Regions from separate parts of the Homo sapiens genome. Here all the other regions are linked to region 1. Evidence: chromatin loops called from intact Hi-C (ENCODE). Cell type or tissue: heart left ventricle. All regions are shown on one strand.

What was found. A loop is a pair of places that touch in the nucleus more often than their neighbours do. Peaks named below come from ENCODE experiments on the same cell type or tissue, not always from the same donor. Only the 100,000 strongest peaks of a DNase experiment are listed, where the experiment ranks them.
Region 2: it touches region 1 in a loop (6-fold over the local background); 4 of 110 quality-filtered maps call a loop at or near these places.
Region 3: it touches region 1 in a loop (6-fold over the local background); 103 of 110 quality-filtered maps call a loop at or near these places.
Region 4: a loop joins it to region 1, with 5 times the contacts of the local background. A loop is called at or near these places in 66 of 110 quality-filtered maps.
Region 5: a loop joins it to region 1, with 2.9 times the contacts of the local background. A loop is called at or near these places in 82 of 110 quality-filtered maps.

The regions. Positions count from the first base shown.
Region 1 is chr7:100,557,832-100,561,831 of GRCh38, reverse strand. The region is part of intron 6 of AGFG2 (ArfGAP with FG repeats 2); the gene reads right to left. Among named protein-coding and RNA genes, the nearest start is that of SAP25, 14 kb to the left of the region's middle. RefSeq lists enhancers at 1,728-1,777, 2,048-2,097. In heart left ventricle, CTCF peaks have their summits at 1,672 and 1,873 (motif pointing right); a DNase peak (open chromatin) is centred at 1,871.
Region 2 is chr7:100,507,321-100,511,320 of GRCh38, reverse strand. It overlaps LOC107986829 (a long non-coding RNA gene), which reads right to left and starts at 1,557. Exons shown (of 4, transcript XR_001745301.2): 1 at 1,520-1,557; 2 at 185-339. In heart left ventricle, no CTCF peak of the experiment used is centred here; a DNase peak (open chromatin) is centred at 1,890.
Region 3 is chr7:100,467,596-100,471,595 of GRCh38, reverse strand. It overlaps TSC22D4-C7ORF61 (TSC22D4-C7orf61 readthrough), which reads left to right. Exons shown (of 6, transcript NM_001395846.1): 4 at 3,996-4,000. TSC22D4 (TSC22 domain family member 4) reads left to right here. Exons shown (of 5, transcript NM_030935.5): 4 at 3,996-4,000. Among named protein-coding and RNA genes, the nearest start is that of SPACDR, 5.3 kb to the right of the region's middle. RefSeq lists silencers at 1,905-2,054, 2,095-2,264. In heart left ventricle, a CTCF peak has its summit at 2,188 (motif pointing left); a DNase peak (open chromatin) is centred at 2,155; H3K27ac peaks cover 454 bases.
Region 4 is chr7:100,481,344-100,485,343 of GRCh38, reverse strand. It overlaps NYAP1 (neuronal tyrosine phosphorylated phosphoinositide-3-kinase adaptor 1), which reads right to left and starts at 1,417. Exons shown (of 7, transcript NM_173564.4): 1 at 1,343-1,417; 2 at 1-116. The coding sequence starts at 32. RefSeq lists an enhancer at 596-1,122 and silencers at 1,372-1,641, 1,814-2,029, 1,692-2,081. In heart left ventricle, CTCF peaks have their summits at 1,762 (motif pointing left) and 1,962 (motif pointing right); DNase peaks (open chromatin) are centred at 1,453, 1,923 and 2,152; H3K4me3 peaks cover 1,436 bases.
Region 5 is chr7:100,682,196-100,686,195 of GRCh38, reverse strand. It overlaps GIGYF1 (GRB10 interacting GYF protein 1), which reads left to right. Exons shown (of 27, transcript NM_001375765.1): 11 at 1-16; 12 at 117-222; 13 at 715-852; 14 at 1,050-1,147; 15 at 1,302-1,473; 16 at 1,580-1,746; 17 at 1,859-1,959; 18 at 2,039-2,176; 19 at 2,278-2,378; 20 at 2,564-2,646; 21 at 2,752-2,892; 22 at 2,966-3,184; 23 at 3,419-3,606; 24 at 3,714-3,874; 1 more. Among named protein-coding and RNA genes, the nearest start is that of GIGYF1, 10 kb to the left of the region's middle. In heart left ventricle, no CTCF peak of the experiment used is centred here; DNase peaks (open chromatin) are centred at 1,705, 2,005, 3,645, 3,885 and 1 weaker place.

The DNA of each region.
Region 1 (4,000 bases):
CATCACACTCAGGAGGCTCCTGGCCTGTGCAGCCTCCAGCTATCAGCACTGTCCCTTCCCCATTTAGCCGCTGCTTCTCGGGAGGCCGCCCCAGTGCCCTGAGCCTGGAGGCACTGTTCATGGGGCCAGCCCCGCTGCGGGGTTCTCCTGCCCTGCCTCTTCTTCAGAGCCAAAAAGAAAAAGCACAGAGGGCAAGGCCCACATGGAAATCTTACAAAACAGCTGAGGGCCAAGAGTCCTGGAAATTCCAAGCAATCTTGTCTCAGGGGAAGAGGCTGAGTCCCTGTCATTTTAAGAAAGCCTCCTGTCTGCACATCAAAGTCTCGTCTCTATCTTGGGACCCTATCGACCACACTGGGCTGCTGTGAATGTAAAAGGAGGGTCCAGATGGAAAGAGGCTTTATTGACAGGACGCGGCAGTTCATGCCTGTAATCCCAATACTTTCAGAGGCCAAGGCGAGCAGATTACTTGAGGTCAGGAGTTCGAGACCACCCTTGCCAACATGGTGAAACCCTGTCTCTACTAAAAATACAAAAATTAGCCAGGCATGGTGGCAGGTGCTTGTAATCCCAGCTACTTCGGAGGCTGAAGCAGGAGAATCACTTGAACCCGGGAAGTGGAGGTTGCAGTGAGCTAGGATCACACCATTGCACTCCAGCCTGGGCAATAAGAGCGAAACTCCGTCTCAAAAAAAAAAAAAAAAGGGAGATCTGGCCAGGTGTGGTGGCTCATGCCTGTAATCCTAGCACTTTGGGAGGCCGAGGAGGGCGGATCACGAGGTCAGGAGATCAAGACCAACCTGGCTGACACGGTGAAACCCCGTCTCTACTAAAAATACAAAAAAAAAAAAAATTAGCCAGGCATGGTGGCGGGTGCCTGTAGTTCCAACTACTCAGGAGGCTGAGGCAGGAGAATGGCGTGAACCCGGGAGGTGGAGTTTGCAGTGAGCCGAGATCATATCACTGCACTCCAGCCTGGGCGACAGAGTGAGACTCCGTCTCAAAAAAAAAAAAAAAAAAAAAGGGAGATCTTCCACATGCCAGGCACTATGCATAAATAACAGCGACCCGGGCCCTAAATGGGTGAAGCTGAGAATCTAGTAGGGAAGACGAAGTGCCCAGTGCCTACCTGCTGCCAGGTCCTGAAGCCCCGCTCCCTCTCACTGAGTGTCGGCACTTGTAAGACAGTGCTCTCCTTTGCCACCTCCTTCCTAAATGCCTGGGCTTTCTAGATGAATGAGTGCTGGCTGCCAGCTTCCTCCTGGGCAAGGCTACAATGCCACTGTGCTTACTTGGTCATCAATCCTTTCTAATCCACAGGATGCAAGACAGGCTAGAAAGCCACCTGGGTGGGGCCAGGCCCAGTGGCTCACACCTGTAATCCCAGCACTTTGGGAGGCTGAGGCAAGCAGATCGCTTGAGGTCAGGAGTTTAAGACAAGCCTGGCCAACATGGCAAAACCCTGTCTCTACTAAAAGCACAAAAATAAGCTGGGCGTGGTGGTGCATACCTGTAATCCCAACTACACGGGAGGCTGAGGCACCAGAATCACTTGAACCTGGAAGAGGAAGATTGCAGTGAGCCAAGATTGAGCCACTGCACTCCAGCCTGGGCGACAGGGCAAGACTGTTTCCAAAAAAAAAAAAAAGCCAGCAGCATGGTGTTGGATCCTCTACTGACTCTCCCAGCCGAGGCCTTTCCCTGCCTGCCTGCCTCCAAGTACAGTATGTGGAATTTCCACGCAAGCACGGCTCCCTTTCCTCGGATGGCTGACTCTTTGTGCTGCTGTGGTCCTGCATGTTCCAGGAGCTTCACCCAGTGAGGACCAGGCTGGGAGAGAGGCTGCAGGCCATGCTGTGCCTCCCTGTGGACACTAGGGGGCAGAACCATCCCTAGCCCAGGCAGGGTTGGCCCTTTGCACAGAGGGTGCATTCTCACAAAGGAGGCGGTGGCCCAAGAAACACCTGCACTCCTGTTTGCTTTTCATTTCATGCACTTTTTTTTTTTTTTTTTGAGACAGGGTCTCATTCCAATTGCCCAGGCTGGAGTGCAGTGGCATGATCTCAGCTCACTGCAGCCTCGACCTTCAGGGCTCAGCTGATTCTCCCACCTTAGCCTCCTGAGTAGCTGGGACTACAGGCACGCACCACTATGGCCAGCTAATTATTTGTATTTTTGGTAGAAATGAAGTTTTGCCATGTTGCCCAGGCTGGTCTCAAACTCCTGAGCTCAGGTGATCTGCCCACCTCAGCCTCCCCAAGTGATGGGATTACAGGCATGAGCCACCACACCCGGCCTTCATGCGCTTCTTATACCACGCAGCTAGATTTCTACCCTGCCTTATCACAGTTTGAGGGAGAGAAGCAGTTTTGAAAACCCCTCTCTCCATACTCCCCCTCAGAAATATAAAAATAAAAGCAGGTTTGTCAGAAGAGACACCCACCTCTCAAAATCTCCTCTCTCAGTTCACACCCAACAGCTAAGTCACACTCACGGGAACACCTGCATGATCATGGTGTAGTGGGAAGCGGTTCTGCCAATTATCAGCATTAGATCTGGGCCAAGTTGAGCCAGTTTCCTGCAAAGGGAAGCTCTTTCCTTCCTCATGGACATAATGCATGAAGGCACCCAACAATGGCAGGATCCTCGGAAATGTTCCTTGGCTCTGGGTTTGGCTGTAGATTGACTGTTTTTGTTTTGTTTGAGACAGAGTCTTGCTCTGTCACCCAGAGTGCAGTGGCGCAATCTCAGCTCACTGCTACCTCAGCCTCCCGGGTTCAAGCAATCTTCCTGCCTCAGCCTCCCCAGTAGCTGGGACTACAGTCACGCACCACCATGCCTGGCTAATTTTTGTATTTTGGTAGAGAGGGGTTTCACCATGTAGGCCAGGCTGGTTTCAAACTTCTGACCTCAAATGATGCACCCCACTCAGCCTCCCAAAGTGCCGGGATTACAGGTATGAGCCACTGCGCCCAGTGACTGACTGCTTTTTGAGACAGCCAGATAGTGGACAAAAGGTTTAATGCTTGGGACATCCGTGGAGCTGAGCCCTTCCTTCTCTCTGAGTCTGCCCCAAAAACTGTCTTTACGGTGAAACCCTGTCTCTACTAAAAATACAAAAAATTAGCCAGGTGTGGTGGCGGGTGCCTGTGGCCCCAGCTACTCAGGAGGCTGAGGCAGGAGAATAGCGTGAACCCGAGAGGCGGAGTTTGCAGTGAGCCGAGATTGTGCCACTACACCCCAGCCTGGGTGACAGAGTGAGACTCCGTCTAAAAAAAAAAAAAAACAAAAACAAAAACAAAAAAAACTCTGTCTTTAGAGCAATCAATTGTACTGGGAAGGCATTTCAGAAGGGACGCATCTATAACAACTTTATATAGGCTGTTTCCTCGAGTGCTCCCATTCCTAGGAGCACACCTTTCTTACTAAATCGAATATTCCTGCACCAATGTACAATTCCTGCCAACAGCGCACAAGAAGGTCATTTTCCCCCACATAATACTGGCCATTATCAATCTAAAAATTTTGCCAACATGATGTGCAAAACTATCTTATCCTAGTTTGCATTTCTCTGATTAATTAGGTTGAGGATATTTTCTTTTGTTTTTTTGTTTTTCGAGACAAAGTCTCGCTCTTGTCGCCCAGGCTGGAGCGCAACAGCACGATGTCTGCTCACTGCAACCTCCGCCTCCCGGGTTCAAGTGATTCTCCTGCCTCAGCCTCCCAAGTAGCTGCTATTACAGGCGCCTGCCACCATGCCCGGCTAATATTTGTATTTTTAGCAGAGACAGGGTTTCACCATATCGGCAAGGCTGGTCTTGAACTCCTGACCTCAGGTGATCCACCTGCCTCAGCTTCCCAAACTGCTGGGATTATAGGCATGAGCCACCGCGCCTGGCCTATTTTCATATTTTTTTTTCTGGGTGTTACCTGCTTATATGTCTTGTCCATTATTATATTTTCATATTCACAGGAATTTTAAAAATACTTTATGGATACT
Region 2 (4,000 bases), 51 kb after region 1:
GGCTAATTTTTGTATTTTTAGTAGAGACAGGGTTTCTCCATGTTGCCCAGGCTGGTCTCAAACTGCTAACCTCAAGTGATCCGCCCGCCTGCCTTGGCCTCCCAAAGTGCTGGGATTACAGACAGGAGCCACTGCGCCTGGCCTGCATGTCTTCTTTGATCTGGCCCCACCCTCCTTTACTTACTCTGTTCCTTCAAATTGGAATGTCCTTCAGCCTCCACATCTACAACAATGGCTGGAATTGTCTCCGTTCTTCAAGGCCTGATTATAATTCCATCATCTTCATGTAACCTTTTTTTTTTTTCTTCATCCTACTCTTCAACTGATGGAGCACAAAGTCTGGTAGAGGAGATAAAGGAGACAATTGGGTTCTGTCTTGCAATGTGATAACACTCTGGTGGGTGTGTGCACAGAGTCCTAGGAAGGCAGGAGGGTGAGGTAGAAACTGTTGGGTTAGTTGAAAGATAGAAAATTGCACACTCCAGTTGACTTCCACTTCTGAGGGCTTAGAACTCCATGAGGAGGCATCGATTTCATCTTAAAGGATCCCTTTCTACACTCATTTCTTTTCTTTCTTCTCTTTCTTTTTTTTTTTTTTTTGTTTTGTTTTGTTTTTAGAGACTGGGTCTTATTCTGTCACCCAGCCTGGAGTGCAGTGGTGTGATCGTAGTTCACTGCAGCCTCCAACTCCTGGGTTCAAGTGATCCTCCCATCTCAGCCTCCCAAATAGCTGAGACTACAAGTTTGCATCACCATGCCTGGCTAATTTTTTTTACTTTTGGTAGACACAAAGTCTCACTCTGTTACCCAGGCTGATCTCGAACTCCTTGCCTCAAGCAATCTTCCCACCTCGGCCTCCGAAAGCACTAGAATTTCAGGCATGAGCCACCACACGTGGCCTAACCTGCTGTTTTCTCAAGAGCAGGACAGTTTTTAATTTCTGGACCTATCGCATCTAGCAAGGTTCCTGGCCAGAAAAAGTGAAAATAATTTTTTTTTTTTTTTGGAGACAGAGTCTCGCTCTGTTGCCCAGGCTGGAGTGCAGTGGCGTGATCTTGGCTCACTGCAACCTCCACCTCCTGGGTTCAAGTGATTCTCCTGCCTTAGCCTCTAGAGTAGCTGGGATTACAGGCATGCGCCACTACGCCTGGCTAATTTTTTTTTTTGAGATGGAGTCTCACTCTGTTGCCCAGGCCAGAGGGCAGTAGAGTGATCTCGGCTCACTGCAACCTCTGCCTCCCGGGTTCTAGCGATTCTCCTGCCTCAGCCTCCAGAGTAGCTGGGATTACAGGCACCCACCACCATACCCGGCTAATTTTTGTATTTTTAATACAGACAGGTTTTCACCATCTTGGCCAGGCTGGTCTTGAACTCCTGACCTTGTGATCCACCTGCCTTGGCCTCCCAAAGTGTTGGGATTACAGGTGTGAGCCACCACACCCTGTTGCCTGGCTAATTTTGTATTTTTAGTAGAGATGGGGTTTTTCTATGTTGGTCAGGCTGGTCTCAAACTGCTAACCTCAAGTGATCCGCCTGCCTCGGCCTCCCAAAGTGCTGGGATTACAGGCATGAGCCACCACACCTGGCTGGGACTTGCTTTTAATAAACTAAATGTGATGGAAATGACAGTGTGTGATTTCTGGGGCTAGGTCATAAAAGACATTGTGCTTCTGCCTTGCTCTCTCTCTCTCAGAGCCCCCACTCCGGGGGCAAGCCAGCTGCCGCATCACGAGGACATCCACGCAACCTATAGAGCTGCTCAGGAGGAACTGAGGCCGGCTGCCAATAACCAGCACCAACTTGCCTGCCGTGTGAGTGAGCCATCTGGGAAACCAAGCCTCCAGCCTCCATGAAGCCTGCAGGTAACGTCAGCCCTCCAGTCTTCCGGTCTTCCAGCTGAGGCCCCACACGTCGTGGAGCAGAGCCAAGCCAATCCCGTCATGCCCTGAATTCCTGATCCACAGAACTGCGAGAGAATACATGAAAATTGTTTTAAGCCACTACGCTCTGAGATAGTTTGTTATGCAGCAGACAACAACTGATGTAACAGTGGCAGGTGTACACGGAGTGCCAAGGGAATGCAAAGAACGGACACTTAGGGGCTTGGAGTGGTGGCTCATGCCTGTAATCCCAGCACTTTAGGAGGCTGAGGCATGAGAATCACTTGAAACCAGGAGTTCAAGACCAGTTTGGGCAACATACGAGACCCCTGTCTCTACAAAAAAATTTTAAAAATTAGCTGCCCACACTGGCACATGCCTCTAGTCCCAGCTACTCTGGAGGCCGAGGCAGGAGGATGGCTTGAGTCCAGGAATTGGAGGCTGAAGTGAGCTATGACTGCACCACTGCACTCCAGCCTGGGAGACAGAGTGAGACTGAGACCCTGTCTCAAAAAATATATATATTATAAATACTTAATTCTAAATTTTATGATATAATTGTATTGAGAGGATAGGGGAAGGGAAAGAGTTTTGTGTGGGGGTGTAAAAGTTAAATCCTCATTTCCTGTTTTAAGAAATCATAGATCGTATCTAAAATAGAAAAATCAAGGAATAGCTATACAAGCAAGTTATTTAGAAACTGGAGCTGGGCTCATGCCTGTAATCTCAGCACTTTGGGAGGCCGAGGCAGGAGGATCACCTGCGGTCAGGAGTTCAAGGGTAGCCTGGCCAACATGGTGAAACCCCATCTCTACAGAAAATACAAAAATTAGCCGTGTGTGGTGGCACGCGCCTGTAGTCCCAGCTACTCAGGAGGCTGAGGCACGAGAATCGCTTGAACCCAGGAGGCGGAAGTTGCAGTGAGCCAAGATCATGCCACTGCACTCCAGCCTAGGTGACAGAGCAAGACTCTGTCTAAAGAAAAAAAAAAAAAAAACAGAAAAGAAACCAAGAGGCATATACTGGAAGAAACAACTGAAGAAGTTGGTTGAATCCAAGAAGCAGGTCAAGAGTAGAAAGAGCAGGGATTGCTTTTCACCATTGTTAACCTTTTAGTACAATTTGACTCTTAAAATTATGTATGTGTATAACTTGACAAAATAAAAACAAACTAAAAAAAGGTCAGAGAGAAGGAGCAATAAAATAGGAGATTTAGGTGGAGCGATGGAACATGTTGTTCTTTGTATTTTATTTTATTTATTATTATTATTATTATTATTATTATTTTGAAACAGAGTTTCCCTCTTGTTGCCCAGGCTGGAGTGCAGGGGCGCGAGCTCAGCTCACCACAACCTCTGCCTCCTGGCTTCAAGCAATTCTCCTGCCTCAGCTTCCCGAGTAGCTGGGATTACAGCCATGTGCCACCACGCCCAGATAATTTTGTATTTTTAGTAGAGATGGGGTTTCTCCATGTTGGTCAGGCTAGTCTCGAACTCCCAACCTCAGGTGATTCGCCTACCTTCACCTCAGGTGATTCACCCTCCCAAAGTGCTGGGATTACAGGCGTGAGCCACCACACCCAGCCTGTTCTTTGCATTTTAAATTAAGGGGCAGGGCACATCAAACTATTTAATATGTGCAATGAACAATAAAATATATCCTTAGGATTTATATGGGGCAATTATAGAGCAAAGATACAGGAAGAGATCGATGTCAGGAGACAGTGTGATGGAGAAACAAAGGACAGAAGGAAAGAGAGGGGAAGAGATAGAAACAAATGCCAAGACCCAGGAAAACACAGAAAGACATAACCCAGCCTCATATAAACTCAAAGTGAGAAGGTGGAGAGACATAAAGAAATCCACAGGTGGCTGGGCGTGGTGGCTCACGCCTGTAATCCCAGCACTTTAGGAGGCCGAGGCGGTGGATCACCTGAGGTCAGGAGTTCGAGACCAGCCTCGCTAACATGGAGAAACTCCGTCTCTACTAAAAATACAAAAAGTAGGCGTAGTGGCACATGCCTGTAATCCCAGCTACTCCAGAGGCTGAGGCAGGATAATTGCTTGAACCCGGGAGGTGGAGGTTGCAGTGAGCTGAGATTGGGTCACTGCACCGCAGCT
Region 3 (4,000 bases), 90 kb after region 1:
GCTAATTTTTGTATTTTTAGTAGAAACGGGGTTTCACCATGTTGGCCAGGCTGATCTCAAACTCCTGACCTCAGGTGATCCACCCACCTCGACCTCCCAAAGTGCTGGGATTACAAGCATGAGCCACCTCACCCGGCCAGGAGGGTTTTAGAAACTTGCCCAAGGGCCACCCAGCTAGTTTAAGTGGCTGGACTGCAGCTGGAGCCTGGGTCCAACTCCAAAGCCACACCTTCTCCACTGTCCTACTGGGATGCCTGTGTCCCAGGCAAAGAGGTGGCGGCAATGGTCTACAATATCCTTTCTCTCTAGGACAGTCAGGTACAGCTCTCCCAAGCAGGGCAGGGAGCCAGCCCCCCTTCCCCCTCCCCGACCTCCCCAGCCCCGCCCCAAAGACACCACAGATCCGGGACAGCATAGAGACAGGGCAGCTGGATGACACTTTCTTGGCCCCAGACCTAGGCCCTGGGGGATCCCCTGAACCCACTGGAGAGTGTGCAGGGCTGGCCCCTGTCCCCAAGATCCCAGGCTCCCCATTTCTCCCAGGTGTCCTGCTTTTTATCTCATCTTCATGTTGAGGCCGTTTTATTTGACCCTCAAAGAGGAAGACCAGCTTCTAGGGCTGTCCCCGCCCCAGGACCAAGAGTCCTGCAGGGCTAAGTCTCCCACTGTGCATGTCACACACTGCACAACTAACTCCAGGGGGTGCCGCTCATATTTGAAATCACAGTCAATGCTTGAAGTCACGACAGTTTTCCAGAAGATGGCATTAAGGATCTCGAAGAAGGGGGCATTTTCTAATCCATACAAACTTGCTTTTGGGCTTGTGGTGGAGGTCGATCCTGTCTCAGCAGCCCCTACTTTCCTCCCCCGGACCCTGTCAAAGAATTCTAGCACAGTGCCCACAACCCCTCGCTTTGGGGTCCTAAAGGGAAGGGCCTGCATTGCCAGAGCCCTGGTCCCTTGAAGTGTGTGTTAGAATGTTCCAATAGAGGCCTGGCACAGTGACTCACACCTGTAATCCCAGGACTGAGATGGGAGGCTGAGGTGGGTGGATCATGAGGTCAGGAGTTCAAGACCAGCCTGGCCAACATGGTGAAACCCCATTTTGCCGGAGGCTCCCCGGCAAAAATACAAAAATTAGCTGGGCATGGTGGCTCATGCCTGTAATCTCAGCTACTCTGGAGGCTGAGGCAGGAGAATCACTTGAACCCAGAGGTGGAGGTTCCAATGAGGGAAAATCCCGCCATTGCACTCCAGCCTGGGCAACAAGAGCAAAAACTCCCAGGCGCTAGACAAACAGAAGACAGTCACCTGTCGGCTAACAAACGTTTATTGCTGTATTATTCCTTTATCTCTGGTGAGAATGAACACCTTACTTGACATCTTTACCCCTGAGTCTCTGCCCAGCAGGGCCCATGTTCCTATCCCTGTGTATCCAACCCCTTTGGTCTCTGTGAGTGTTTAATGGGGTGGTGGCAGTATTGGGCTTTCTGTGGTGGCTCCATCTCCACCCAGGTGTTGCTGATTGAAATAGCTCGAAAATTACTTTGACCCTCCTGCTGGCAGACCCACCTCCACCCTTCAACTTCTCCTCTCCCACCACCCCAAGAGTCCCAGATGCCCTTCCCCCACCCACCCCATCCTGCTCGCTCAGGCCTAGTCACCTCCTTAGTTGCTCCACCTGTCAGCGCCTTCTGCACCCAGAGCTGGGATGAGAAATGGAAAATTCCCAGCTCCCTTGTGCTCCCTTCCTGGCTGCAGGACCTTATCCAGGGGTCACCTTGAATTGAGTGCTGATCCCCCTGCAGGAAAGCAAGTCTGAGCTGACAGCCAGGAGGGAGGGCTTACAAGGGAGTCCAGGGATGTGGGCTGCAGCGCCTTGAGGCCCCTGCTCCAAGGGGGGCCCAGCTGGGGGCTGGAGGGCAGGACTGGGGATCCCGCCACAGCGCCAGAGTGCAGGGGTGCAAGGGTGGGTCGGGAGCCTCAGGGCAAGAGCCTGGGGCCTGAGGGGTGGGAGAGGGAGCCTTGGAGGATGAGGTCAGCACAAGGGCCTGCGCAGGTGGGGCCTGAGAGTGGGGCTTGAGGGAGAGCCAGGTTCTGGGACCAGGAGCCCAACGTCGTGGAGCCAGCCTGGAGCCCGGCCCTGGGGGCTGTTGAGCCAGGCCTGAGTCGCCCTCTGGTGGCCACTTCCCAGACTGCAGCCAGACCCTGTCACCCCAGACTCCCAGCCCTCTTCCAAGCCCTGTTGCTCCTCTTCCCAGTGTCCCTTCTCCAAGCTCACTTCCCTTCCTCTCCTCAAACCCTCGCTTCCTCTGAGACCCCAGACCCAGGTCCCAGGCCCATAGGCGATTTTTTTTTTTTTTTTTTTAAGACAGAGTTTTGCTCTTGTTGTCCAGGCTGGAATTCAGTGGCACGATCTCGGCTCACTGCAACCTCCGCCTCCCAGGTTCAAGCGATTCTCCTGCCTCAGCCTCCAGAGTAGCTAGGATTACAGGCACCCCCCACCATGCCCAGCTAATTTTTTGTACTTTTAGTAGAGCCAGGGTTTCACCATGTTGGCCAGGCTGGTCTCAAACTTCTGACCTCAGGTGATCCACTCGCCTCAGCCTCCCAAAGTGCTGGGATTACAAGCGTGAGCCACCACACCTGGCTTTTTTTTGAGACAAGATCTCACTCTGTCGTCCAGGCTGGAGTGCAGTAGCACGATCTCGGCTCACTGCAACCTCCACCTCCTGGGTTCAAGCGATTCTCCTGCCTCAGCCTCCTGAGTAGCTGGAATTGCTGGCACCCTCCACCACGCCTGGCTAATTTTTGTATTTTCAGTAGAGATGGGGTTTCTCCATGTTGGCCAGGCTGGTCTCAAACTCCTGACCTCAAGTGATACACCCACCTTGGCCTCCCAAAGTGCTGGGATTACAGGTGTGAGCCACCACGCCTGGCCTTTACGCTGTATTCATCTTCTAGGGCTTTGGGCTCAGTTTCTGTTGCCATGGTAACCTTTCCCATTTTTGGTCTTCTCTGGAGACTCAGGGACCCTCTGGCCAGATCCCAGGGGTCACCCATGATGTGAGCCTTGTGGGGTTTTTTGGTGGGAGAGCGCTCATGATCTATGGAAGACCACGAGCACGTCAGAACGCCCCCTACCCCAGCCACCTCCACCCTCTTTCCCAAGGCCTTGAGTGACGGAGGGGACAGAATGGGGTCGGAGGTGGCGAGGGGCCTCCGAAGGCCAGCCCCTTCCTCTCCCTTCACACCCTTCACTCCCCGCTCAGACCCAGGCTTCTGCCCCACGCCCCTCCCCTGGCCCAGCCACCAGCTGACTTCCTCGGCCGGCCCCCTCCCCTCCACTCTGGGATTGGTGCCAGGGTGAGAAGGGGACACTGGCACTGACCGTGTCTGGGAATTCCCGCCCACCGAGGAGCTGAAAGGAGGGGGGGTCCCCGTGTCCCCAAGGAGCCAATAGCAGCCAGGCCTTGCCCTTGGGGGGGTGGTGTATATCTTTCAGGCCAGCACCCCCGAGGCACTGTCTCCTCTCTGCCTGCCTGGCACCAGCCAGACCCTGCTCTGCCCGGGGGGCTCTGAGCCCCCCAGGCATTCCCTTCACTGCATCCCTCTCCATTGGGGGGGTGTCTAAGGACCCTTTCCCCTTGGGCATGGCCCAGCCAGGGGTCTCTGTCAAGTCCCTGGTGTCGTCTTATGAGACCCGAGTGGTGGGGATGGCTCCGGGGCTGCCCCGAAAAAGGGGCTGTGCCTCTTCCCCTTGCTCTCCCCGGGGTGCATCCCCCATCCGAGGGACATCTGGGCCCCCGCCCCACCGGGGCCTGGGAGGCCCTGGGCAGCGGCCTTCAACCCGCAGGGGGATGGACAAAACCCTCCTCTCCCTCATTCTCTACTGTCACAGGTACAGGGGGGTGTGGGCGGGAGGCTGTGGTCCAAGAAACCAGCACCTGGGAAGGCTTCTCCTCTCCTCCCCTCACCTTCCTGTGTCTCTCCAGTGGCT
Region 4 (4,000 bases), 76 kb after region 1:
TCCAGCTTGGTTTTTCGGTAGAGGAGGTTCATCTCGTGGGGCAGGAGGTGGGGGCTGGGGGGCCCTGCTCAGTGCCACCAGGCCCGGGGGGCGGCCCTCCCTGGGTCCCGGATCCACTGGCGGGCGGGGTGGGTGAGAACGGAAAAAAAAGAAAGGTGGGATGGGTGGGGGCCAGGGATGAATGAAAGAGAGAAAACGGAGAAGAGACATGACTCGGGTCCTCAGAGAGGAAAACACAGACAGAAAACCCAACACAGCTTCGAGGACCCACAGACAGACAGACACAGACCCCGACAAAGGTGTTCAGAGCCCCAAATACACACTCTGGAGAGACCAGGTCAACACAGATTCCCTTCTTGTGTAAAGACATCCCGATCCACCACCCATACAGGCCCCACAAACGGACTGCAACCCCTCAGCTACACAAGTACACATTCAGACACACAAACCACGGAGCCACCGACCCACATCTACAGACAGAGGACCAGACGCAGAGATTGGCATAGGTAAACAGAAACCTAGGGATAGACAGGCACACAGACATAAACACCCACAGACACACCCACAGACCTCCAGACACACACAAATCTGCTACACAGAACTGGACACACCTACAGGCAGAGTTATGCCCAGGGCCTACTTGCGTACATTGCACCCCACTGGGAAAAGGGGAGATGGTCAGACTCTCCCCCCTATCTTGGGCTGTAGGGGGATCTCATGAGGGCAGGGTGGGGACGCTGAAGGAAGGATGGGAGACACCCTGAGTTGGGTATCTAAAATACCACCCATCCATCTATCTCCACTGCCTGCCTTCCCCCACTTCCAGTCCTTCCCCGGGCCTGGGCCTTGGTCCACCCCGATTCTGGCTCCCTGGCCCTTTAGCAATGGTTTAGTCTCTGCCTCCCTCCCTCGCTGATGGCCCCAATCACCTTCTTCTTCCTCCAGGATTTGGGAGGCCCCCTGGTTTTCCTCTTCCAGTCCCCGCCCCTCAATCCCACCCGGGGGGCTCCAGTCTGGCCCCACTGCTACCTTCTGGGCTGCGGCCTCCATACCTGCTCCGGTTTTCCTTCCCCCAAACCCACACTCTTCTTTTCGCCTTCAGCCTCACTTCTCCTCCCAGGCGCCCCTCCTTACAGCCGTCCTCCCCCTTCCCCTGTTCCAAACCTGGCCTGCTTCATCCCCCTTCTCCATCCAAGGGCCCCAGGTTCCTGGCACCCCTCCCCTTCCCCTTGTCCTGCTACCCTGGGCTTCTCCGCCTTTCGCTCCGCCAATCCTCCCTGTCCCTTGTCCCCCCACCCCAACCTTCCTGCACCAAGCCTCCCCAGGTTCTCCATCACCGTACCTGGCCTGCCGGGCGCCGGCCCCCCCATGCCGGGCTCCGCCCGGAGCAGGAGGAGGGAGGAGGAGAGACAGAGACAGACCGGGGGGAGCGAAGCTGGGCCCTGCCGCAGAGACAGCCCCGCCTCCGGGTCCGCCCCCAGACCCGCCCCCGGCCCCAAACCCACCCTTCCACACCCTCCAAGGACGGAACGGGAGCGGCCGTGCGGCGCGGGGCCGTGGGGCTGGGGCGCGGGGCGGGGGAGCCGCGGAGCCTGCGGGGGCAGATTCGGAGGAAGGTCGTGGGGCGCTGGGGGCCCGGCGCCAGCCCGTCGCGGTCTTTGGGCGTCCGCTCCTCGCCGCCCCTCGCCCCCTGCCCGGCCGGTCGGTGCTGAGTTCGGTCTCCCCGGCCCCGGCGGAGCGGCGTGCGGCGGCGCCCCCCAGCGGCAGCCTGGGGCCCACGCCCCCGCACCGTGTACCCCGTGCACCCCGTGCAACCCGTACGCCCGGCGCGCCCCGGGTCCGCACCCAGCGTCGGTCCGGGGCCGAGGCTGCGGCTGCGGGGCCCGGGGTGCAGTGAGGCGCTGGGGCCGCCAGGGGGTGCCGCTTTCCGGGCCGAGGGGCTCCGAGGGTGGGGAACGGGACGGGCGGCGGCTCAGCCCAGCAGGGGGCGTGCTCCGGCGGCCGCGCCCCCTTTCCCCACCGCCCCCAGGTGCCAGGAGAGCACCTGAGTTGGCTCGCGGGGGAATCGGCTGCCTCCCCCTGCAGCCTCCCGGGGGTGCCCGGATCTCGTTCCACCGTCTGGGCTCAAAGCTATCCGCCCCCGTGGCCCGAGTCCTCCTCTCGTGACCTTTGACTCCCCCGGCGCCGCTCGCAACGACCAGGGTCGACCTGAGTGTGGCCACCGCGGCTACCACCCTGGCACTGTCGGGGGGCCGCTACGGGACGTGACCTCGACCTCCCCTTTTCTCATTTATCTTTTCTTTTCTCATTATCTCCCCTAGAAATAACTCCCTCTGAAATCCCTTGGGCTCACAGCTCTGCAGCGGGGGTAAATCAGCTCGAGAAGACCTCGGTTGTACCTTCCACGGGCTGGAAAATGGGCACGGCAAAGATAGGCACGGCCTGATCCCTGGAGCCTGCGAATGCTACTTTCCATGGCAGCGTCTTTGCAGTCTTGCTGTGTGGCTTTAGGCAGATCGTGCAACCTCTCTGAGAGACGCTTTAGTCCGGGGATGTCCACTCTTTTAACTTCCCTGGGCCACATTGGAAGAAGAATTTGTCTTGGGCCACACATAAAATACTCTTAACACTGGCGGGGCGCGGTGGCTCACGCCTGTAAATCCCAGCACTTTGTGAGGCCGAGGCTGGTGGATCACCTGACATCAGAAGTTTGAGACCAGCCTGGCCAACGTGGCAAAACCCCGTGTCTACTAAAGATAGAAAAAATAAGCTGGGCATGGTGGCCTGCGCCTGTAATCCCAGCTACTCGGGAGGCCAAGGCAGGAGAATCGCTTGACCTGGAAGGCAGAGGTTGACGTGAGCCCAGATCGGGCCACTGCACTCCAGCCTGGGTGAGAGAGAGAGACTTTGTCTCAGAGAAAAAAAAAAAAAAAACGAAAACAAAAACAAAAACCAAAACTTAGGCGTTTTAAGAAAATTTACCAATTTGTCTTGGGCCACAAGCTGCCCGTGCGGTTGGACAAGCTGGCTTTAGTCCATTCTTTGGAAGGGGAGGGGTAGTAAAATAATACCAAAGTGCCTTGTAAATTGTAAAAGGTCCCACATATTATAGGCTATTAAGAATGCTCCCAGGGGAGGGAAATATTAAAACACTTAAAACCCATTTCACATTTATACCTTTAGTATGATTAGTTTATATGTATAGGCCGGGAGCAGTGGCTCACGTCTGTAATCCCAGCACTTTGGGAGTCTGAGGCATGCAGATCACTTGAGGTCAGGAGTTCGAGACCAGCCTGGCCAACATGATGAGACGCCCATCTCTACTAAAACTACAAAAATTAGCCAGGCGTCGTGGCGGGTGCCTACAATCCTGGCTACTCGGGAGGCTGAGGCAGGAGAATCACAACCTGGGAGGCGGAGGTTCAGTGAGCTGAGATCACGCCACTGCACTTCAGCTTGGGTGACAGAGCAAGACTTCATCTCAAATTAAAATATAAAAATTTGTATGTATTTACTCAACAAACATTTCTGCAGAGATCAACAATGTGCCAGGGCCTCTAGACTCAGATACCAGTGCCTGAGGCAGAGAAAGAGACTGCCCAAAGATAATTTTTGAATAGTTTGTAGCAAGTCAGCAAGAAGGAAGGAGGGTCTGGGGAAGGAGGGACCAAGGCTGTGTTCTGAATGTTGCTAGAGGAGAAAAGGTTCTGTAAGGGACAGAGGGATGCAGTCTAGAGGGGTAGGGAGCAGGTGGGAGGCTGCTTCCCAGACTTCACTACTTGGGAGGCCCACAGACTTGGGCTATGGCAGCCGTTGTTACTATGGCTTAAGGGAGAGAAACAGAAGTGTGGATGCTTCTAACAAAGAGATAAAGAATAAATACATAAAGAGGGTAGGTATTGCATTGTTTTATTTTTACGTACCCCTAAAGAGGGGTTAGAGGCCGGGCGTGGTGGCTTATGCCTGTAATCCCAGCACTTTGGGAGGCCGAGGCGGGCGG
Region 5 (4,000 bases), 120 kb before region 1:
CTTCTTGCCTCTCAAGGTATCTGTGAGGAGGCGAGGGTGGGAACCTGCCCTTCCGGGGTCCTCTTCCTCCCCACCCACCCCAGCTGTTCTCTGCTCCCCACCCCGGCCCCATGCAGAAGGGCCCCAAGGAGCCCATTCCTGAGGAGCAGGAGCTGGACTTCCAAGGGTTGGAGGAGGAGGAGGAACCTTCCGAAGGGCTAGAGGAGGAAGGGCCTGAGGCAGGTGAGCCGCGGGGTGCCCAGCGGGCCTGGGGCTGGGCCGGGCAGGCACTGGTGTTCTTTGCCGGGCTGGGCATTGGCTGCCCACCTACCTGTAGAATCAGGCTACTTAGATCTGGAAGAAGAGTGCTGAGAGGTGGGGAGGAACCAGGGGGTAGCAGAGCCATGTCTTCAAGGCAGTGTACCAGATAGAAATCAGGCGTAATCAAAATGACCTTTGAAAGTCCCTTGAAGAAGCTGTAGAACCTGGAGTGACGTCTGCGGTGTTGTGTGGTGTTGTGCGATGTTGTGATATGTTCCTGCCGCGTCTGGCAGCGTGGAGGCGAGGGTCAGGGCACCGCATTCCCTCTGCCATTAGTTGAGTTGACCCAAGTGAAGTGGTGGACTCGGCCTAAGGGAGTGTGACCCGCGGTTCCAGCCACACTCAAGGGCTTGTGCTAACTCGCGTGGCAGGCCCAGCCCTTGGTTCTGAACTCTGGCCATCTCCCTCTTCTAGGTGGGAAAGAGCTGACCCCACTGCCTCCTCAGGAGGAGAAGTCCAGCTCCCCATCCCCACTGCCCACCCTGGGCCCACTCTGGGGGACAAACGGGGATGGGGACGAAACTGCAGAGAAAGAGCCCCCAGCGGCCGAAGGTAGGAAGGGAGGATGGCCTACCTCCCGGGTGCGCTGGGGCTGTGGGAGAAAGTGCTCCCCACTCGTGGGGGTGGGCACACAGGGCATTCACATTGAGGAGCCATGGCAAGAGCGTGGTGTTCTGGAGTGAGAGTAGGCGAAAGCTATCTTGTCTCCTCCCCGCCCTTCTTTCCACCTCCTATCTCATGCCTTCCAGATGATATTCGGGGGATCCAGCTGAGTCCCGGGGTGGGCTCCTCTGCTGGCCCACCCGGAGATCTGGAGGATGATGAAGGCTTGAAGCACCTGCAGCAGGTGTGGGGGCCTGAGAAAGCGGGAGGGACCCTTCCCACTTCTGACCTGACCTGCTTGGCCCCAGCCCCGGCCCCAGCTCAAGCTCCATCCCCATCCCCATCCTGATGTTGCTGAGATTGGCAGCTGAGCCTTTCTTCTTTTTCTGGGCATCCAGGAGGCGGAGAAGCTGGTGGCCTCCCTGCAGGACAGCTCCTTGGAGGAGGAGCAGTTCACGGCTGCCATGCAGACCCAGGGCCTGCGCCACTCTGCAGCCGCCACTGCCCTCCCGCTCAGCCATGGGGCTGCCCGGAAGTGGTTCTACAAGGACCCACAGGGCGAGATCCAAGGTACCTGTGTGGGATGGGAGGGCTGCTCAAGGCCGTTCTGGTTCAGGGTGTCTCTGGCATACCCTGTGACCCCAGTGGTTCTCCCGCTCCCTCGCTCCCTGTCCAGGCCCCTTCACGACACAGGAGATGGCAGAGTGGTTCCAGGCCGGCTACTTTTCCATGTCACTGCTGGTGAAGCGGGGCTGCGATGAGGGCTTCCAGCCGCTGGGCGAGGTGATCAAGATGTGGGGCCGCGTGCCCTTTGCCCCAGGGCCCTCACCTCCCCCACTGCTGGTGAGCCGCTTCTCCCCTGCATGGAGGGACAGGGTGTGAGGGGTGCCGGCAGGAGTCCAGCAGAGTCCCCTCCTCCCTGCTGGGGGCACTGGCCGAGCTCTCACCTGAGCAGGGAAACATGGACCAGGAGCGGCTGAAGAAGCAACAGGAGCTGGCCGCGGCGGCCTTGTACCAGCAGCTGCAGCACCAGCAGTTTCTCCAGCTGGTCAGCAGGTATGGGGGGCCTGGGGTGGGCTGGGAGAAGGCCCGGCGCTGGCTCTGTGGCCCACCATCTCCACTGTCCCATTTGCAGCCGCCAGCTCCCACAGTGCGCGCTCCGAGAAAAGGCAGCTCTGGGGGACCTGACACCGCCACCACCGCCGCCGCCACAGCAGCAGCAGCAGCAGCTCACGGCATTCCTGCAGCAGCTCCAGGCGCTCAAACCCCCCAGGTGCGTGGTGCGTGCGAGCCCTCAGGATACAGGGTGGGGGGGGGATGGGGGCAGACCAGAGATGGATTTGGGGTCCTAAGAATCCACAATTTGCTCCTCAGAGGCGGGGACCAGAACCTGCTCCCGACGATGAGCCGGTCCTTGTCGGTGCCAGATTCGGGCCGCCTCTGGGACGTACATACCTCAGCCTCATCACAGTCAGGTGTGTGGCCTGACTGGTCCCCACCCCCAAGGCAGTCTCCGGGTGAAATGGGGTCTGGGGTCTGCTCCCCACCCCCACACGCCCCTAGCTGCCATTCTGGCTGGGGAGCCCACTGCTGCGGCTGGACTAGATCAGTGGGCCCAAGTGCCCACCTGCAGCCGCCTCTGCCCCCCTGCCCCCTGCAGGTGGTGAGGCCAGTCTTTGGGACATACCAATTAACTCTTCGACTCAGGGTCCAATTCTAGAACAACTCCAGCTGCAACATAAAGTGAGTGGGCATCCTGGGGCTGAGGCCCTGGGAATGAAGGGTGGACCGAGGCAGGCCCCAGGCTGTCCCCTGCAGCTCTCCCCTCTGATGGGCCACTGGTCTCAGTTCCAGGAGCGCAGAGAAGTGGAGCTCAGGGCGAAGCGGGAGGAAGAGGAACGCAAGCGTCGAGAGGAGAAGCGCCGCCAGCAGCAGCAGGAGGAGCAGAAGCGGCGGCAGGAGGAGGAAGAGCTGTTTCGGCGCAAGCACGTGGGTGCTCCCAAGCCTCAGCTGGCTGGGTGGACAACCCTCGCCAGGTCCCCTCACCATGTCCCCCTCTTAGGTGCGGCAGCAGGAGCTATTGCTGAAGTTGCTACAGCAGCAGCAGGCGGTCCCTGTGCCCCCCGCACCCAGCTCCCCGCCCCCACTCTGGGCTGGCCTGGCCAAGCAGGGGCTGTCCATGAAGACGCTCCTGGAGTTGCAGCTGGAGGGCGAGCGGCAGCTGCACAAACAGCCCCCACCTCGGGAGCCAGCTCGGGCCCAGGCCCCCAACCACCGAGTGGTGAGCAGGCCGGGAACCTCCCGGGCTCCCCCTACAGTTTCCAGGGTGGCACAGGGAGGGGGATACTGAACCCAGACTTGTGCAGCCCCAGCCCCAGTCCCAGCCTCTCCTGTGATGGCAACAGCTCTTGTGGCCCTCACCTCACCTGTCTCCCTTTGCCACCTAAACAAGCCTCCCCATCCGCTTTTCTGGGGTGCCTTTGTTTGAGCCACTCTGATCTTCTGCCATCTGTAGCAGCTTGGGGGCCTGGGCACTGCCCCCCTGAACCAGTGGGTGTCTGAGGCTGGGCCACTGTGGGGCGGGCCAGACAAGAGTGGGGGCGGCAGCAGCGGCCTGGGGCTCTGGGAGGACACCCCCAAGAGCGGCGGGAGCCTGGTCCGTGGCCTCGGCCTGAAGAACAGCCGGAGCAGCCCATCTCTCAGGTGGGCGTGGCACCTGGAGGCTCCGGGATGGCCCTGAGGGGGAAGGTGGCAGACCCCCCCAACCCCTGCCAGCTGATTTCCAACCCTGACTCACCCTCCCCCTTCAGTGACTCATACAGCCACCTATCGGGTCGGCCCATTCGCAAAAAGACGGAGGAAGAAGAGAAGCTGCTGAAGCTGCTGCAGGGCATTCCCAGGCCCCAGGACGGCTTCACCCAGTGGTGCGAGCAGATGCTGCACACGCTGAGCGCCACGGGCAGCCTGGACGGTGGGCGAGCGGCTCCCAGGAGGTGGGCGGGACCTGGGTCTCCAGACCCGGCCAGGGGGCCCTGACAGCCTTCGCTCATCCTGCAGTGCCCATGGCTGTAGCGATCCTCAAGGAGGTGGAATCCCC